Linked DNA regions of Homo sapiens: all the other regions are linked to region 3. A link is a loop called in an ENCODE intact Hi-C map of the cell type or tissue named here. Cell type or tissue: A673. All regions are shown on one strand. Region 1 has its middle 31 kb from the start of MIR9851. Region 2 overlaps SHTN1 (shootin 1). Region 3 has its middle 47 kb from the start of VAX1.

Region 1 (2,500 bases), 290 kb after region 3:
GCCTGATCATGTCATTCCCCTGACAAAAGCCAGCCTGGCTTGGGAGACCCCACGTGATCTGGTCCCAGCCCCTGCCTCTCTCCAGAAATAGTTCTTGTAAGAGCTTCTCTTACATTGAAACTCAGAAGTTCCCATGGCTGTGTTCCCATAGCTGTGTCTTTACCCAAACTGTGCCCTCTGCTGGATATGTCCTTCTGCCTGGCTTCTGGCTAAAGCTGGCTGTCCCCTCTGGTCCTCTGGGAAGCCTTCCCCACCATCAGTCCTTACAGGGGACTGATGGACACCCCTTCCTCAGTGCTTCCGTTTTGTGGCCTGTGTGTTCCTGTTGCACTGCCAAATGCAAGTGGTGTGTTCATGTGTTCATCCCTGCCCCTCACAGAGCCACGTACACAGCTCTCAGCAGTTGACGCCATCCTCTGGTCACCTTCCACCCTGTTGAGGGCTTTTCCCTGGAAACAGGGGCTTCTGTCCCTTCATCTACTAAACAGCTTCTTTGGTTTCTTCTACTCAACAGCTTATTTTGTTTCTTCTACTGAACAGCGTGTCAATACTGCATTTGGAGGCAGGAGACGTGGGTTCACATTCCAGCCTCCCACATACTGCTGGGTGACCTGAGCCAACACACACACTCAAACACATATGCATATACACACATGCACACACATCCACACGAACAGCCCTGTGAGGCTCCTGGAGTAAGCGGGAGCACACATTTGACAAACAATTGTAAGGAACCCAAACATCTGACTGCTGGTCCACAGGTCCTTCTGCCACCCCCTAGTCAGACTGTAAGCCCCCTGGGGTCAAGGACGATGACCCACAACCTAAGAGTCTCAAATGAGGAAGCAGCCTTCAGTGGCAGCCTGTCAGCCCCGTGCACCAGCCAATGAAGTACATAGGATCTACACAGATATGTCCCATATCTATTAGTGTCTCAGGAGCCCCTCTGTTTAGCAAATGACAAGGAACTCAGGCCACTGAGTTCTGGGGCTCCAAAGAGAAACCTGTAGCTCCCCCTGGTGGCTGCAGCAAGTGCGTGCTCTCAGCCAGCTCCTGCGGATGGGAAATGCATCACATCCTGGTGGGGTTCACTTCTGTGGGATTTCTTTGGAGGACCTCAAGAAGAGTTCCCGGGGGCAGCAATAATCATGCAGGGAAAATAAAAACGTTGCAATGGAGGGGGCCCCAAGTAACCCTGCTATACATCTTTGAAGTGGGCGGAAAAATGATATAGTGAGGGTTTGGAAATGACAGATTGCAAATTTTTCTGATGTGAAGAACCTGAAGATATCACTCTTGTCAAATCAGAAAGGTCAGTCACCCTCAGCCTGGGGCTGTCCTTGGGTTGCTTCAGAACCATGTTCCCCATCCAAGGGTGGGGCTGGGCAGAGGGGCTCAGGCTCTGGGAGGCACCCAGAGCTTTGCTCTCAAATCTCTGCCCCGGGGCTCAGCTAGGATGCTGCAGCGGCTACAGCTGGGGGTTTCCCTTTCAGTGTTAAACGCTTTTGCTGTCTTAAACGAAACTTTTGGAGAAGGGACAACTTTCTAACCTCATCAGCCCTGCACTCTGCTCCATGGTCTGGAGGAGTTTGCATTTTGTAGTTTGAGTGGGGATGGGGAGGCAGGAGCAGGCCTGGGGCAGGGACAGCGTGGGGTCCAGAGACCCAGAGCAGCAAGACCCACAGGGCAGGACAGGAAGGCTGTGGAAAGGGAGAGGGGAGCTGCAAAGACCCGAAGACCCGTTGTCTTTACTTTCCTCTTGCCTGCAGGGATTGTCACTGGTCTAGAGTTCATTTTTGGAGTCTTGGATTAGTGTTTCCCAAATTTTGATCATTCAACTATTATTATTATTATAACAGCTAACGTGAACTGAGTTCTTGGTAAGTACCAGATGCTATACAAGTAATATATTCATGAAGTATTATTTTATATTGTGTATAACTTATTTAATTTTCTTCTTTCTTTCTTTTTTTTTTTTTTTTTTTTTGATGGAGTCTTGCTCAGTCACCCAGGCTGGAGTGCAGTGGCGGGATCTTGGCTCACTGTAAGCTCCGCCTCCTGGGTTCACGTCATTCTCCTGCCTCAGCCTCCTGAGTAGCTGGGACTACAGGCACCCACCACCACGCCCGGCTAATTTTTTTTGTATTTTTAGTAGAGGCGAGGTTTCACCATGTTAGCCCGGATGATCTCGATCTCCTGACCTTGTGATCCACCCGCCTCGGCCTCCCAAAGTGCTAGGATTACAGGCATGAGCCACCGCGCCCGGCCTTTAATTTTCATAACAATGCTATGAAGCAGGAAATATTATTTCCATTTTGGAAATGAGAATTTATGTATATAATAATTTATAAATAATAATATATGATATACTTATTTAATATTTTCCTTTGAATTTCATCCTCTTACCAAGTAATTTTATTTACTATAATTTTTTTTTTTTTTTTTTTTTGAGACAGAATCTCACTGTTGCCCATGCTGGAGTGCAGTGGCACGATCTCGG
Region 2 (2,500 bases), 200 kb after region 3:
TTTTCTTAGCCATTTTTCAATAGTCTACACAGTGTTTATGTTTCCTTTTATTTGTGTATAGTGGAGTAGAGGGGAGGTTTTTTTATTCAAATAGAAGAAGCTAAAACTCAAATGCAATGTCAGATCTCAGAATAAACTGACCCAATTTCTGAAACCCAATAAACACATTTCATTTGTAATATTCTTTATTATATAGCTCTATGAAAAGTAATTTGTGACTTTCGATCTTAAAAGAGAGTTTTAAAAATACACAGTAAATTGAAAGAAAAACTACTACATTTAAAACAGTATTTTCCTGAAAACATAGAATGAAAATGCAAGTATTTTGTGCATGGCAGCTGTTTTTAAGGAACCAATGTTATATATGGTGAATTTTGTGGAAGACTATGTCTCTTAAAATATTTCTTATAAATAACATGGCTTTTAATAGCTGGAATCTGAGTGGATTTTCCATGATGACTTAATGTTGTGCAGAATTATAAAAAGCTAAAAAACGAAGCTTAAGAAAATGATCACCCACATTTCAGAATCTTTGGCCGAGCTGAAATCGTAGTTCACGCATTGTCAGTGTTGCTTTTGCTGTGAGAATAGTCCGGTTTCCTGAACCTCCTTGTGCCAGTGTATTTTAGATTCTGTAAATGTGTGCAGTCCAGCCTGCACTAGAGGAATAAGATAATATCCTACAAGGTACAAGCTACAAGGCTCCCTAGCATTGCATTGTGGTCCGGGAGGTAAGCCGTGTACTGGGATGCCTGTGCTGCAGTCACTCAGCTAAAGAAAATATTGCTGAGCATAGACATAGATCTTTGCCCAGCCATTGTTACCTATGTTAAAAAGGAATTCTTGTTCATGTTGAGAGCAAATCAGCATCTAGAGGCTGATGTCAGATTTTCAAACATAGTAGTATTCTGTTGTTTAACAATGTAAATAATTAAATCTACTTTTTCCACAAATAGAAGTGGACCCAAATTGACAAACTTAATACGTTCTTTGAGCTAAAATGAAGTTTTGAAAAAGTACCCAAAACAAAAAGAATTGAGCTTTGTTCTGCCTTTATTATATTTTAAAATAATGCTAGAATCGGTAGTAATATAGAAAGTTTCACCTTAGGTTTGAAACTTTATTTTGTGAAGTTTTGGACAAGTGTATTAAAAATTTGTGAAGTTTTGGACAAGTGTATTAAAATCTCCTGAAAAATAGGGTTTCCAAAAGAAACAATCAAAACTACCTCTGCTGTAATGCCACTACTGTTCACTGCAGTAACTGTATAAAGGGCTTGGAAAAAAATAAGAATCCTTATTTTTACACCAGAGAAAATATAAAAGGAACTTCCTCTTTGGAGTTTGTCCAGGAAACGACTTTATAAAGACAAATTTAAATCTTTCTGTTTTCTGTCCTTGAAGGCGGTAAATATGGTTGCGGTTTTATCCATTTTTATTGTAAATGAAACAGAGTTCAGACCGTCCGGCTGTGCGTCATTTGTTGGATGGCTGCCACAGACTAATGCAGACATCCCACTGGGAGACCAGAGAAGAACTATACTTTGATTCACCAGATTGTGTTAAATAGTCCAGCTGTTGCGATTTGAAAGATAGTTACCTCAGAAGTGAAATAGAAATGAACTTGGCATTTATGCCTCAAACCATTTTTATACTGTTTGGCAATCAGCTTTTCAGAGGTAGCATTTTATAAAATAACTCTCACCGCTTAAAAGTTCATTCACTGTAATGTTCAAAATGTCCCACCTTTATATTATCAGTAAAATTAAGCTTGAGTGATATGCAGAATTTGCATGAAATAAGCATTTCCCCCTTCATTTCATGAGCTTTGATTGTATTCAATTGAGCTCAGAACCACGTCTATTAGGGCTCTTTTGGGCATTAGTTAATTTGAATTGCAGCCGAAATGTTAGCTAGAATGTTGTTGAATATAGTTGGAACGTGGAAAGTTGATTTTGAAAGGAATTTCATTGAATGCAAACGATGTCCTTTTTAAAAATTAGAATGCTGCATTTTCATCTCTTGTAACACAGTCTGAGAAATCACTGAGTCCTGTAAAGTTCAGCGTTGGCATGGCCATTGCCATTGTTCTGATTCTTCTGGTACCAGTATGGTTTGGAGTCAGGTCTTTCCTTTTACTAGTAAGTTGCCCCACCTGCTCAGGCCCCACGTTTGGGCTCTCTTGCAGTAGGGGCACAATAGCTGCTTTCTAAAAGGTCACCCAAGTTTTACTTGGGCACCAGGCTTCATAGAGTGGCATAACTTGGTATATTTCTCGTAGCTTTTATTTTGCTTTTTGGTTTTTGGTTTTGTCTTGAAATAGCCTTTGAGCACATAGTCTAATATGACCCGTGAAAAATATCTATATGAATGGATCATAAATGACAACCAGTATGTTGTGGTAAGAAAAAATTATTGGACAGGAAATCAGGATTCCACTAGTTTAGTCCTGTGTCTGCTGTTAACAAGTTGTATGCTGATTTAACCTCACTGTTCCTTGG
Region 3 (2,500 bases):
ACCGTGTCTGCATTTGTGTGTGTTGGTTCATTTCAAACACACAGGGATTTACTCCTACAGATTTATCAATTCTCGCATTTGTCGCAAATTCTGGATAAAGGATGTTGTAGCTTGGTCATCTAGAGAATCATAGGCTTTCATATGCAGCAGCAAGAGAGTTTCTGAGAGGCTAGTGTCATTACCCAAACTAGAGTTTGCTTGCCTGTGAGAGGCCAAAGTTATAACCTAACCTATTATGTTCACATCCTTACTGGGGATCATTTAAGCCCATGGCTTCAAATCAGTTCAGTAAACATCTCTTAAACATCGGTTATTTGCAAGCTACTGTGTTGGGCATAGTGAATGCAAATCTAAGTACGGGAAGTACTATGCAATATAGTGGTTACATGTACAGGCTTTGGTGTCACATCTGGGTTAAATCTTTCATCTATCCCTTATTAGTTTAGACGTTTTCCTCATTTATAAGGGGTTGAGAATACCAATCTCCCAGGGTTGTTTTTAAGGCTAAATGAGACACTGTATGTAAAGCCCTGATCACTTGACACATGGCAGTCATTAATAAGACACAGTCCCTGCCTCAACTGGAGGATACAGGCATGGAAAAGAGATCATTTCCATGTCATGTAGTAAGGGAACTAGGCTCATTCTGGCAGAGTGGGAGGAAGAGGGCTTAGAGAAACCTTCCTGGAAAGGACACTCACTACTTGCCTTCGGTCTTGATGGATGAGGCAGTCATTCATGTAAAGTAGGGCAAGGGACCATATTTTCCCAGTGGAAGGACCAGCATGAGCAAATGCATACTGGAGAAAATGTATATGCTAAAAACTGCAAGAAATTCAGTGTTGTTAGGAACTCAAAGCCTTTGGATTGTGCTTACCTGTTAAGAGAGGCTGCTTGGAAATGGGCTGGCATTCTTTGGGCCTTTGTTTTTGTTCCCTCAGGGTAACTTAGTAGGTTCCACCTCCCCTTAGAAGGTGACATAGTCCAAGGAATACCAGTTCTTCTTTAATTTGCTTAGCTTCTGTTCTGAAAGGAAAGGTCATTTATGGGGAAAGGTCATGTCTGTCATTTAAGGAAAAGTCAAATGTGGATTTCCAGAGCTTTCCTTTTTGACTGTGTGACCTTATGCTATTTAGCCTGTGTCTCAGATTCCTCATCTATAAAATTTAAAATTTGGATAGTAATACTATTTACCTCATCTGAGATATTTCAGGATTAAGTGATACAATCCATGTAAAGTATTTGGAACAGTCCCTGGCACAACGCGTAAGCTCGATAAATGTTAATATTGATGCGTTAATTACTCTCAGGAGTATTTCCATTCAGAAGAAGGCAGAATTTAACTGAGAGTAATGGTGGACTTTTTCAGCATGATGTCATTTCCTATTTGGAACAGAGGTCAAGAGAAATAGTAAAAGGTGATCCTGTGCTTTCAATCTTCTCTTCCAGAGGATAATTTAGTGCTACCACACACACTGTAGTTGGAAAGGGAAGCACAGTTCCTAAATCATCATTCTGAGCCAACTTGTGCTCTTCTGTCACAGGGTCAGAAGCCTTTAAAGAAAAAGTCTTGGGAACAGATCCACCCCAACAGTCAGATCCTTTTTCTTATTCTTCTTCCCCTTCTCTATCCTCTTTTTCCTGGCTCACCTTTCCCTCCCTCCCTCCCTCCTTTCCTTCCTTCCTTCCTTCCTTCCTTCCTTCCTTCCTTCCTTCCTTCCTTCCTTCCTTCCTTCCTTCTGTTTTCACAAATTAGGGCACATGGCTTGGAGAACAGAGGACGGGGCGGATTTTAAATTCATAGCTAGGTGCCCTTGTGTAAGACAACTGGCACAATCATATGAAACAGCCCTTATTCCCTTCTGAATTCTTAACTTTTATTTGAGCCCACCCAATGGTGATTGTTTTGTTTTATTTCAAATTGTGGAAAATACATATAGCATAAAATTGACCATCTTAACCATTTTTAAGTGTACAGTTTAGTAGTGTTAAGTGTATTCACATTATTGTGAAGCTAATCTCCAGAACTTCTTCATCCTGCAAAACTGAAGCTCTGTACCTGTTAAAACAACAACTCCCCAGCCTTCTGTCCCCTGGCCCCTGACGACCAAATTCTACTTTCTGTCTCTATGAATCTGACTACTCTAGGTACCTTTATCAGTGGGATATCAGTATCTGTCCTTTTGTGACTGGCTTATTTAAACTGACTTAGTGTCCTTTAAGGTTCATCCATGTTGTAGCACGTGTCAGAATTTCCTTTCTTTTTAAGGATGAATAATTCCATTGTATGTATATTACAATTTGTTTACCCATTCATTATTGATGGACATTTGGGTTGCTTCTTTCTTTTGGCTGTTAGTAACAGTGCTGCTATGAACATGAACATGGGTGTACAAATATCTCTTTGAGACTCTGCTTTCAGTTCTTTGGGATTTATACCCAGAAGTGATATTGTAGGATCTTCTTTGAAGAACCACTGTGCTGTTTTCCATAGCGGCTG

The links. Hi-C counts contacts between places; a loop is a spot of excess contacts. Peaks named below come from ENCODE experiments on the same cell type or tissue, not always from the same donor. Only the 100,000 strongest peaks of a DNase experiment are listed, where the experiment ranks them.
Region 1: it touches region 3 in a loop (4-fold over the local background); 2 of 110 quality-filtered maps call a loop at or near these places.
Region 2: a loop joins it to region 3, with 7 times the contacts of the local background. A loop is called at or near these places in 2 of 110 quality-filtered maps.

Annotation. Positions count from the first base shown.
Region 1 is chr10:116,795,633-116,798,132 of GRCh38, reverse strand. It overlaps a transcript of HSPA12A not described here. Among named protein-coding and RNA genes, the nearest start is that of MIR9851, 31 kb to the left of the region's middle. In A673, a CTCF peak has its summit at 1,037 (motif pointing left); a DNase peak (open chromatin) is centred at 992.
Region 2 is chr10:116,890,400-116,892,899 of GRCh38, reverse strand. The region is part of intron 16 of SHTN1 (shootin 1); the gene reads left to right. It also overlaps a transcript of ENO4 not described here. Among named protein-coding and RNA genes, the nearest start is that of ENO4, 42 kb to the right of the region's middle. In A673, no CTCF peak of the experiment used is centred here; a DNase peak (open chromatin) is centred at 1,489; H3K4me3 peaks cover 96 bases; H3K27ac peaks cover 1,122 bases.
Region 3 is chr10:117,089,994-117,092,493 of GRCh38, reverse strand. It overlaps a transcript of SHTN1 not described here. Among named protein-coding and RNA genes, the nearest start is that of VAX1, 47 kb to the left of the region's middle. In A673, no CTCF peak of the experiment used is centred here; a DNase peak (open chromatin) is centred at 1,463; H3K4me3 peaks cover 449 bases; H3K27ac peaks cover 2,500 bases.